2 separate regions of the Mus musculus genome follow, and region 2 is linked to region 1. The links are chromatin loops, found by intact Hi-C in ENCODE. Cell type or tissue: heart. All regions are shown on one strand.

Evidence for each region. Peaks named below come from ENCODE experiments on the same cell type or tissue, not always from the same donor. Only the 100,000 strongest peaks of a DNase experiment are listed, where the experiment ranks them.
Region 2: it touches region 1 in a loop (2.1-fold over the local background); 9 of 42 quality-filtered maps call a loop at or near these places.

What each region holds. Positions count from the first base shown.
Region 1 is chr14:50,805,635-50,810,634 of GRCm38, forward strand. It overlaps Parp2 (poly (ADP-ribose) polymerase family, member 2), which reads left to right and starts at 2,282. Exons shown (of 16, transcript NM_009632.3): 1 at 2,282-2,353; 2 at 4,440-4,580; 3 at 4,866-4,936. The coding sequence starts at 2,314. It also overlaps Rpph1. In heart, no CTCF peak of the experiment used is centred here; a DNase peak (open chromatin) is centred at 2,137; H3K4me3 peaks cover 1,849 bases; H3K27ac peaks cover 1,229 bases.
Region 2 is chr14:50,867,375-50,872,374 of GRCm38, forward strand. It overlaps Tep1 (telomerase associated protein 1), which reads right to left and starts at 3,180. Exons shown (of 55, transcript NM_009351.2): 1 at 3,039-3,180; 2 at 621-1,211. The coding sequence starts at 1,187. Gm26782 (a long non-coding RNA gene) reads left to right here and starts at 2,922. Exons shown (of 3, transcript XR_874615.2): 1 at 2,922-3,182. In heart, no CTCF peak of the experiment used is centred here; a DNase peak (open chromatin) is centred at 3,057; H3K4me3 peaks cover 1,555 bases; H3K27ac peaks cover 1,221 bases.

The DNA of each region.
Region 1 (5,000 bases):
ATACATATGTGAATGTTAGCTTCTAATCCTTCCATAGGCATGCTGCAATCCATTATAACCACAACGGTTAGGTATAGAGTCAGGGATGAGGAAGGGGAGGGAGGACAGGATCTCCCAAGGGAAGGGAAATAGAATATATAGCTATGGAGAAACAAGGGGAGAATGGAGCTGGAGGATTAAATGGGGAGGGGGATGGAGAAGAAAGGTAATGGGAATAGAGACTCAGAAAGTGACAAATAAGCATGCGTCATCCATAAGGGAGCCTGCTACTGTAGAAGCTTCTTAAAACATGTACATGTATGAAAAGAAAGCCTCAGCTAGACACCAGTCACCACCAAGAGAAACCACCAGGGATGGGTGACATCTAAGTGAGTTGTTTGCCAAAAGGGATCCATGGAAACCCCCAAAGAACCCAGTATCCTTTGCTCTCTGCAAACTGATGGCAAGGCCCTGTTGTTAAACATTGATACTGTCATACCTCATTGAATATGGACCAGTTGAGCTAGTGCCTGTCTAGAGCCTTCATCCCTACTGACTAATTTTCATAGTACTGGAAGGTACCCTGTACACCTACTGATATGGGATGTGTGTGTGTGGTATGTGAGTGTGTGCGTGTGCCCGTGCCCCCCACACCGTTAGAGTGAGCATATATGTATGTCTCTTGTGCTTTTTCTTTCTTTCTTTTTATTCTTTCGGTTTTTTTCAAGAGAGTTTTTCTATATAGCCTGGGCTGTCCTGGAATTTACCCTCTAGACCAGGTTAGCCTTGAACTCAGAGATCTGCTTCCCTGTGCCTCCCAAGTATTGGGATTAAAAGTGTGTGCCACCACACCCAGGTTTTGTTTTGTTTTTTTTTTTTTTTGTTTTTTTTTTTTTTGTACAGGGTTTCTCTGTATAGCCCTGGCTGACCTGGAACTCACTTTGTAGACCAGGCTGGTCTCGAACTCAGAAATCCACCTGTCTCTGCCTCCCAAGTGCTGGGATTAAAGGTGTGCGCCACCACTGCCTGGCTCACCCAGCTTTTTTTTTTTTTTTTTTTTTTAATGAGTTTGTATGTGTTTGTGTACGTATCACTTGTGCTTTTTATTTATTTATTTATTTATTTTTTAATTTAATTGCCTGTTTTCTAAAGAAAGCTCAAGAGGACATGGAGTTAGTTGGATGGAGACCTGGAGGAGATGAGGGACGGGAAATGGTAATCAAAGTTTTATTTTTCAGTTTTGGTCATTAATCGATCTGAGGCATCCACACACTAGTCAAGTCACAGCTTCGCGCCTTTGTAAGGAAAGCTGGGCTTGGTATGAGCCCTATTCCACTCCTATCTCAATTGCTTCTCCTTTCTCAGTGTTCTTCGCTGTAGCTCAACTCTGCTCATTTACTTCATGAGGAATTCCCAGCCTGTTTCTCTATTATGATACTATGTGCTTTTCCTAAGTACTTATTACAGTTACAGGTTCATTTTTTTGGTTTTGTAATAAGTCTACATATATATTCTCCCAATAACAAGTTACATGAAGGTATGAACTACGTTTATTTTTGCTAGACAAATAGCTAAAGTATAGCCCCAAAAATCCAACAGTGGGAGGGGGTTCATATCATGTTTCACTAAATGTTGTCAAACTCCCTTCTATATTTTTATGGTTTAATCCATATTTGAACAACTCTCAAGCTTGGTCTTTTTATAGTAGAGGGTTGTGGTCAATACAGTCACAACTGTTCAAAATGAATGAATGACTGACTGAATGCTGAGACACAGAGTAAATATATAAAACCCTTTCGAGTCAATACTCCAAAAGGATCTCGATCAAAAAAGAGGGCGGGGGAGAGTAGTCTGAATTGGGTTATGAGGCCCGGGAGGTGCCTCACCTCAGCCATTGAACTCGCACTGCTGGCCGTGAGTCTGTTCCAAGCTCCGGCGAGGGAGGCATCCGCTCCGGCGAGGGAGGCATCCGCCCCGACTCGGGGCTTCTCCTGCCCAGTCTGCCCAAGCGTAGAGCCCTGCTCTCTGGGAACTCACCTCCCCGCTCGGGGAGAGCCCGGTTAGGGCCGCGGGAGGCCCAAGTCTCAGACCTTCCCAGGGGCCGAAGAGTGACACGCACTCAGCACGTGGCCCCGCTGATGAGCTTCCTCCGCCCACTTTCAGGATGTAGACCGGCCGCCACTATAAGGCTCGAAAGAGGAATAAATTTTTCGTTTAGGGTGATTTCCCACAAAGCACAGCGCGTAATTTGCATGCGCTCTACCCCAGGCTCCTGTGCTAGACAAGAAGCCCGCGCATCCGGGCAAGGGATGATGACGTCGTCCTTCAAGAGCGATGGCGCCGCGGCGGCAGAGATCAGGCTCTGGAAGGCGAGGTGGGAACTCAGTCCGCAGGCTGAATGCTCGGCCCAGTGTCACAGGGAGCCTCTCGCTTTTTCATATTACACTTCAGTCCAAAGAGGCGGGTCACGGATAAGCGCTTACAGTAAAGTGATTAGCTGTAGTCAACCTTTTAAGATACATCCGATTTCAGAAAGTAAAATTCGAATCTTAGAATTGGTGTCTGTAGACCGTATACTGTGTCTGTGGTCTCGGTTTTATATTTCGGGCAACTAAAGTTCAATGAATTTACAGGTTCTAAAGCTCCAAATAGCAACGCTGGCAGCAAGTTGGTCAGTCCAGACCGTTGAACACTTTACTGATGACCATGATGAAGTGGTCTAGTTTGAAGGAAGGTATTAGAGACCAAAGGCTATGAGACCCATGTAATGAACTGTAAAGATCTATGTAAACTTATTTTATCCTATTATTAATATCCCATCAGGATAGCAATTTAGGCAGTATTGCTCAGTGAGTGGTGTGCAAGTTATTAAGAGCATGTTGAATTATTTCTTTAGAAATTATTTAATCTTTATGTATTTTATCTGCATATATATATATATATGCACCATGTATGTGCCTGGAAGTGTTGGACCCCCCGTACTAGAGTTACTGACAGTTGTGGTCTGCCATATGAGAGATGGAACTTAAACCCAGAGCCTCGGGAAGAATCAGGCAGCTCCTTCATCACTGACCCACCTCTCCAGCTACTTTAAGTTCTTTCTTTAAAGGATATTATGAGAGCCTGGTGGGCATGTTGGCTCACACCTTTAATGCTCGCACTTGGGAGGCAGAGGCAGGAGGATCTCTGTGAGGTCCAGGACAGCCAGGGCTATATAGAGACCCTGTCATTTAAAAAGGGGGGTGGGGGGAGGAGGGTTGTCAAGAAGCTGGAGAGTTAGCTCAATGTTAAAAACCACTTGTTAGCCAGGCGTGGTGGCACACGCCTTTAATCCCAGCACTCGGGAGGCAGAGGCAGGCGGACTTCTGAGTTTGAGGCCAGCCTGGTCTACAAAGTGAGCTCCAGGACAGCCAGGGCTATACAGAGAAACCCTGTCTCGAAAAACCAAAAAAAAAAAAAAAAGAAAACAAAACCAAAAAAAAAAAAAAACACTTGTTGCCCTTATAGAGGGTCTGAGTTTGATTCCAAAATCCCACATGGCAAGTCATAACCACCCTCCCAGACCTCCAGGTACACCAGACATCCAGACATGCACGTGGCACACATACATATACAGACAGAACACCCATACACGTAAAAGGAAACAATAACCTTTGGGGGTTTGTTTCTTTGTTTGTTTTGGGTTTTATGTTTGTTAACAGTCAAGGGCAGAGACAACTCTACTGTCTCTGACAGCAACCTTAGTTTTTCAGAGACCTCCACTCAGGCAAACCTAGTATTCTTGCCTTTAAAGTAGAAATGACTTTCAAGAGTATGCAAAATGAACCAAAGTTGGAAGTTTATTACAGGAGATGCCAATATATGTTTTAAGCACAAGGGTTAAAAGAAACGGAATGACTGGGAAGAGAGACGCCACAGAACATGAGTGTGGGCTTCTCAAAGAAGAATCACCCTTCACTGTCTTTAGAATAGACATGTATGTAAGATTTGTGATTTTTGGCTCTTCAAGGAGTTGTTAAAGAATTTAAATGAGATCACAGTTCCTGAGGAGATCTGACAGAATTCCAGAGTCCAAGTCTGGATGATAAGGGATGCAGGGAGTTAGGTTATCAGCATTGTCAACAATGCTCGTGGTCTGTTTAAGACTCCCATAAAATGGGAAAGAAATGAACCAGGCCCATTGTCATATTCATTTAGGCCGACAGCCCAATTCAGTGTCATTTTAACATGAAAATATCTGAAGATCTGCATCAGCAGCCTTCATAGAATGTTAATTGGGCTGAATTTCTTGCTTCTCAACTTCAGAGAGGCTTCATCCTGACTCGGGGATAGGAGGGGCTGCTTTTCCTTTTCATAGCCATCTAATTTTCCTGTGTTTTTATTTTGCTTCAGTGTTGTTTCAGTAAAGTTAGATCATCTTCATAGTGCAGTAATTCTTGGTATATTGTTCTTGCCATAAGTGCTAAATGAAGCCAAGAAAGTTGATAATGGCAACAAAGCAACAGAAGACGACTCTCCTCCTGGCAAGAAGATGCGCACGTGCCAGAGAAAAGGGCCTATGGCTGGAGGGAAGGACGCAGACAGGACAAAAGACAATCGAGGTAATGGGCCAGGGAGGACATGGGACAACTCTTGGGTTTCCAGAAGAATGGGGATAACATTTGTTCCTTCCCTCTTCAGGATCTAATTAATTTCTCTATCACCTGGGCATTCTGCAGTACCAGTCTACTTTGTTGAATATTTTCATAGATTTGAGATGGATTAGAACCCAGGCAGAAGACCTGGACTGCTCGGGAAGGGCAAAGTTAATTATGACAGCTTTGTAGCCAAGACGGCCCTTTTGATTCCCACATCAGTAACGGCAGTGCGTGTTTGTGTTCCCTCAGACTCTGTGAAGACCTTGCTGTTAAAGGGCAAAGCCCCTGTGGACCCAGAGTGTGCAGCCAAGCTGGGAAAGGTAAAAGCACCTGCAATGGAAGGCAGAGTTTTCTTGTCTTATGATGATCCCTGTCTAGAATGTC
Region 2 (5,000 bases), 62 kb after region 1:
AGCTCCAGGGGGAATATTAGCTTTGCCTAAGGCAAACTGTATACTATATACTTTATAGTTAGCTAAGATACAATAAGTTCAGGTTAACTTTTCCCCACGTATCCACAGAGGAAATGCAGTCCTGTCTGCTAATTCTGATCTATGAACTAAATGTGCTTACATGTGTAAACACAGGAGCATTCAAGGAAGTGATCTCAGATACAGACAGATCAGCATGTCTAACCTCAAAGCCATCCTTTGAGGCACAACTTTGTTATGATAATCATGTTGGATTTCTTCTTGATCAGAGGCTTTCTAGAGGCAAGATCTATTACCCAGAATCACTAGATATTTGATAAGAATAAAGATGCCAATGAAAACAGCCCTGAGGTAAAGAGTACTTCAGAAAGGTCATGAGAGACTCAGTAATAGAGTGCCTACCTACCATGTGCATGCCTCTGGGTTCAATTCCTAGAACTATCCAAAAAAACCCAAAAGGCTGATACCAAAAATGCCGAGAAAAGAAGGTCCCCAGACACAGATCATCAGAGGTGGAAACTAAGGCACTGAAATCAATCTACTAACAGAACATATAGCAAAAAAAAAGGCTAGAGTCAAGATGAGCACCCAAAAGCAAATACCAAGGCTACTTCCTGGACTTGAGCTGTAGCAGACATGGATTTCAGGGCCCTGGGTCCAGGTGGAAGGTCTAGTTCCTCAGAGAAACATGGAGTCTTCTTGGTAGGAAGCTCAGGGAGCAGGCAGTTGCTAGTTTTCAGGCTATGCAGATCAGCTTGTGCCGTATGAGATATGTGAAGACCCTGGAGCAAGGGGCTGGTCAATGCAGTGCTCTTTACAGTGGGGAGAGTAGCTAGACATTGGTTTTCCAAAGAAAGGACGTCTGGATGACTAGACATATGTCCACATAGCTTCTCCAGAGGCTGGAGGTCAGGGAGCATGGTCAGGCACCGATTCTCCAAGGAGAGGATGTCTGGGTGGACAGATATATGCCCATCTATTCTCTCCGTGGGCTGGAGGTCAGAGAGCATGGTCAGACACTGGTTCTCCAAGGAAAGGATGTCTGAGTGGACAGATCTATGTCCATGTATTTTCTCCAGGGGCTGGAGGTCAGGGAGCATGGTCAGGCACCGGTTCTTCAAGGAGAGGATGTCTGAATGGCCAGGCACATGCCCACAGAGCTTCTCCATAGCTGAAGAACAATCAACATATGCCTAGAAGAAAAAAAACAGGTAATGAGATGCACTAGAAACATATCAACTCCATACTCATCTGTTTGTGCCAGTGATAGGCAACAAACAAATATTTCTACTTCTTAAAATTATGTTATTGTTATTATTATTATCGTGTGTGTGTGTGTGTGTGTGTGTGTGTGTGTGTGTGTGTGTGTGTGTATTGAGAGAGGGAGAGGGGAAGACAGGTGTGTCTATAAGTTTGGCCATGCGTGTCACAGCATGTGTGAGGCTGGAGGACAATCCTTGGGAGTTGGTTCTCTCCCCCTACAGTGGGATGTGGGGATTGAACTCCAGTGGTCGGTATTGCAGTGTTGTACAGCCATCACTTTTAACCATCTTGCTGCCCCCCCCCCTTTTAGATTTATCCAGGCGTAATTCTAAGGGGACAGGGGGGAAAAGGGAAAGCAAAAGCTTAGAGAGAAGCCTGGCATGGCATAGCGGTGACCTGTCTAGAATCACAGCTGAAAAGGAGACCATAAGAACATGGAGGCCAGCCTGGGCTACATAGCAAATTCCAGGTCCACGTGAGCACTGACACTCTCTTTCTCAAAAGAAAATGTGTCTTGCTATTCCTCTCATGTCCCTGTACTACAAGGAAAAAAAAAAAGTAGTGAGGGCTGGGCTGGCATACACCTGCACTCCCAGCACTTGAGGCCGAGGCAGAAGGGTTAGGAGTTCAAAGGTCATCCTTGGCTACATAGCAAGTTAAAAGATCAAAATCACCCTGGAATATAGGAGACTTTGTCCAAAAAAAAAAAAAAAAAAAAGGTGGGAAGCTAGAAAGATAGGTCAGTTGATAAAACATCTAGATGACAGTAAGGCTCAGTAGTCTATGACTGTAATCCCAACACTGAAAGGCAGGCAGATTCTTACATCAAGCTGGCCAGCCAGCCTACCAAAAGTAACTCGAGAAGCAATAGAATAAGACACCTGGTGTGGAGTTCTAGTCTCCACATACCCGTATATATATCCGCATATGCACATACTCTTGCACACACAAACAAACACATACACACATATACACACCCAACGAGTAATAAGGAATTTCAGAATTAATCCAATATGTATGTATGTATGTATGTATGTATGTATGTATGTATGTATTGAAACAAGGTCTCACTAAAAAGGTCTGACTGACCTGGAACTACTATACAGATTCCAACTCACAGAGAGCCACCTGCCTCTGCCTCCCCAGTGCTAGGATTAAGACATACACAGCCACATCTGGCATAATCCAAGAGTGAAAAACAAGTTCTCAATTAAAATTTTAAGTTAACAGAGAAATAAAGACATGTAATTTTTTTCCTCTCTGGAGTTTATAGAGATTCTGATTAACTTCTGAAAGCTTAAAAGTTCTTCCCCAAGTTCCAGAGATAACTGGTATTGATAGTTTTATACTGACATTCTGTGTATACACTAGTTTGTATGTATACCTGCCTCCACTCCTACCCCGGTCCCTTTTCTTTGGCCTTGCACCTGAAGCCATACTTCAGACGCTATTCTTTTCTTAGGAAGTCGTGGAGGCCTACCGCGTTGGCACCTTAGTGTCCATTACTGTTAAACGTGTCAGTCTAGTGAGTTTCTGTTGCCAAAAGTGATCACAACACTCTTCATTTGTTACAGTCACTCCCTCCTAGGATTCTTTAAGGCAAAAGGAACCCATTCTCTCTGAGCATCTATCCCTCCGCCCCACTAAGGCCACCCCACCTCCCTGCCAGCCGCCCGGAAGGACTAAGCGGCTGCACCACGCTCGCCCAGAGGTCCTTCCGGGAGTCCAGCTGACACAGGTCTCGGCCAGGGCTCTACCTGCGCTCAGGATTGGAAAAGCTGTGCGCAATGAGAGGCGCGTTGGTTCTCCGCAACGGGGAGCAGAAACCGGCCTGGGTCAGCCAGTGGACTGGTTGGAAGCAGAGAACTGAAAGAAAACCAACACCCTAGTGAGGCCAAGGGGTGAGGCTGGGCGAGGGAGGGGCGGGGCTGGGGGCAGGGCGGGGCTGAGGGCGGGGCTGCCGCGTGTAGGATATCGCAAATGCCGGGATTATAGGGTTGTGCTAACCACACCCGGTTTGATTTGCACAGTTTAGGGATTTATACTTCCGGCTAGGCCAACTTTACCAACCGAGTTGTATTTCCACCCAATACAATCATGCTCTGATGCTATTATGTATCCTGAAAATACCCCAGAGGCTTATGTGCTAAAATCATGCCAGCCTTGGGCAGCTGTTGGGAGGTGGTGAAACGTTTAGAAAGAAAGATCGCTGAGAGTGTGCCCTTGGCTGACCTTTGAAAGTCAGGCCCCTTCTCTCCCTTTTGCTTCCTTTCATCCACCATGAAAGTAAACAGTTTCGTCTGTCGCCACCCCACTCAATCCCACTCCACCCCATCCGTGAACTGCTTTGCCACAGGCCAAAGCAAGAGGGTCAAGAGATCCTTGACTGAAAACCTCTGAAAATATGATTCAGAATGGTGGCACACACATGTAATCCTAGTACTTAGAAGGCTCTGGCAGGAAGATCAAAGAGTTAACTCTACTCATGCTATTTGAGTTCATTATGTTATCTTTTTGTTACTGCGACAAACTACCTGAGATAATAAACCAAACCCTTTTGATTGTTTCTTTCTTTTTCAGACAGGGTCTCTCTATGTAACCCTGGATGTCCTGGAACTCACTGTTTAGACCAGGCTGGCTTCTGACTCACAGAGATCCGCCTGCCCCTGCCTCCCATCTCCTGGGATTTAAAGGCATACCCCACCACCAACCACCACGCCCAGCAACAAATTTTTTTAAATTTTGATTTTGGGGATTTGGGCTTTTATTTTTAGACAAGGTCTATCTATATAACCCCAGCTGGCCTGCAGCTCACTATGTAGACCAGGCTGCCCTCTAATGGCTCAGAAATGAAGAGAATCTGTTTTTGCAGAAGGCCTAGGTTCAGTACCCAGCACCCACATCATGCCTCACAACCATTGGTAACTCTAATTACCCATGGTGACCTCTTCTAAACTCCAAGAGCACTTGGCATGAAGGTGGTGCACAGACATACATAGAGGCAAAACTCATAAATACAAAGTGGAGTGTGTGGGTGGAGGTCTGTTTTGTATGTAAATTACTACTAGCCAGGTAATATACCCTTATAATTCCAGAGATTTTAAAGGCTGAAGCAGAAGGATCTCAAGTTCAAGCCAGATTCCTTAGGGAGCATTTGCCTCCATAAAATAAGTAAGTGAGTAAATAAATAAATATAAAAATGAAAAACCCCTAAAGATAAATAGTAATTTTAATAGATTTTGTTGTAGTTCCGAGACAGGATTTCTCTGTGTAGCCCTGGCTATCCTGGAACTCAGTCTGTAGACGAGGCTGGCCTTTAACTCAGAGATCTGCCTGCCTCTGCTTCCTGGGTGCTAGGATTAAAATGCATGCCACCATCTCATAGCCCCATGGATTTTTAATGTGCATGAATGACTGGCAGAATCATTCAAAGTTGTAAGCACAAGAATGCCCCTCACTGTAGAAGTGCTCTGCACAGTTACTAAGGGTCTAGCACTCTTAAGTCCCACCTACTAAATATTAAATGCTAAAAATTATCCTAATTGTGAGAAATAAATGTGTGTGTGGGGGGGAGAGAGAGAGAGAGTTCTAAAACCATCCCTAGAACGCAATACCATCCATATTAATAGCCATCAGTCTTAATTGACATCTCTCTATAGGGAAAGGGATGATGAGTCTACGATTCTTACCACAAGACTGAAAATCTAAAACCCAGGGCT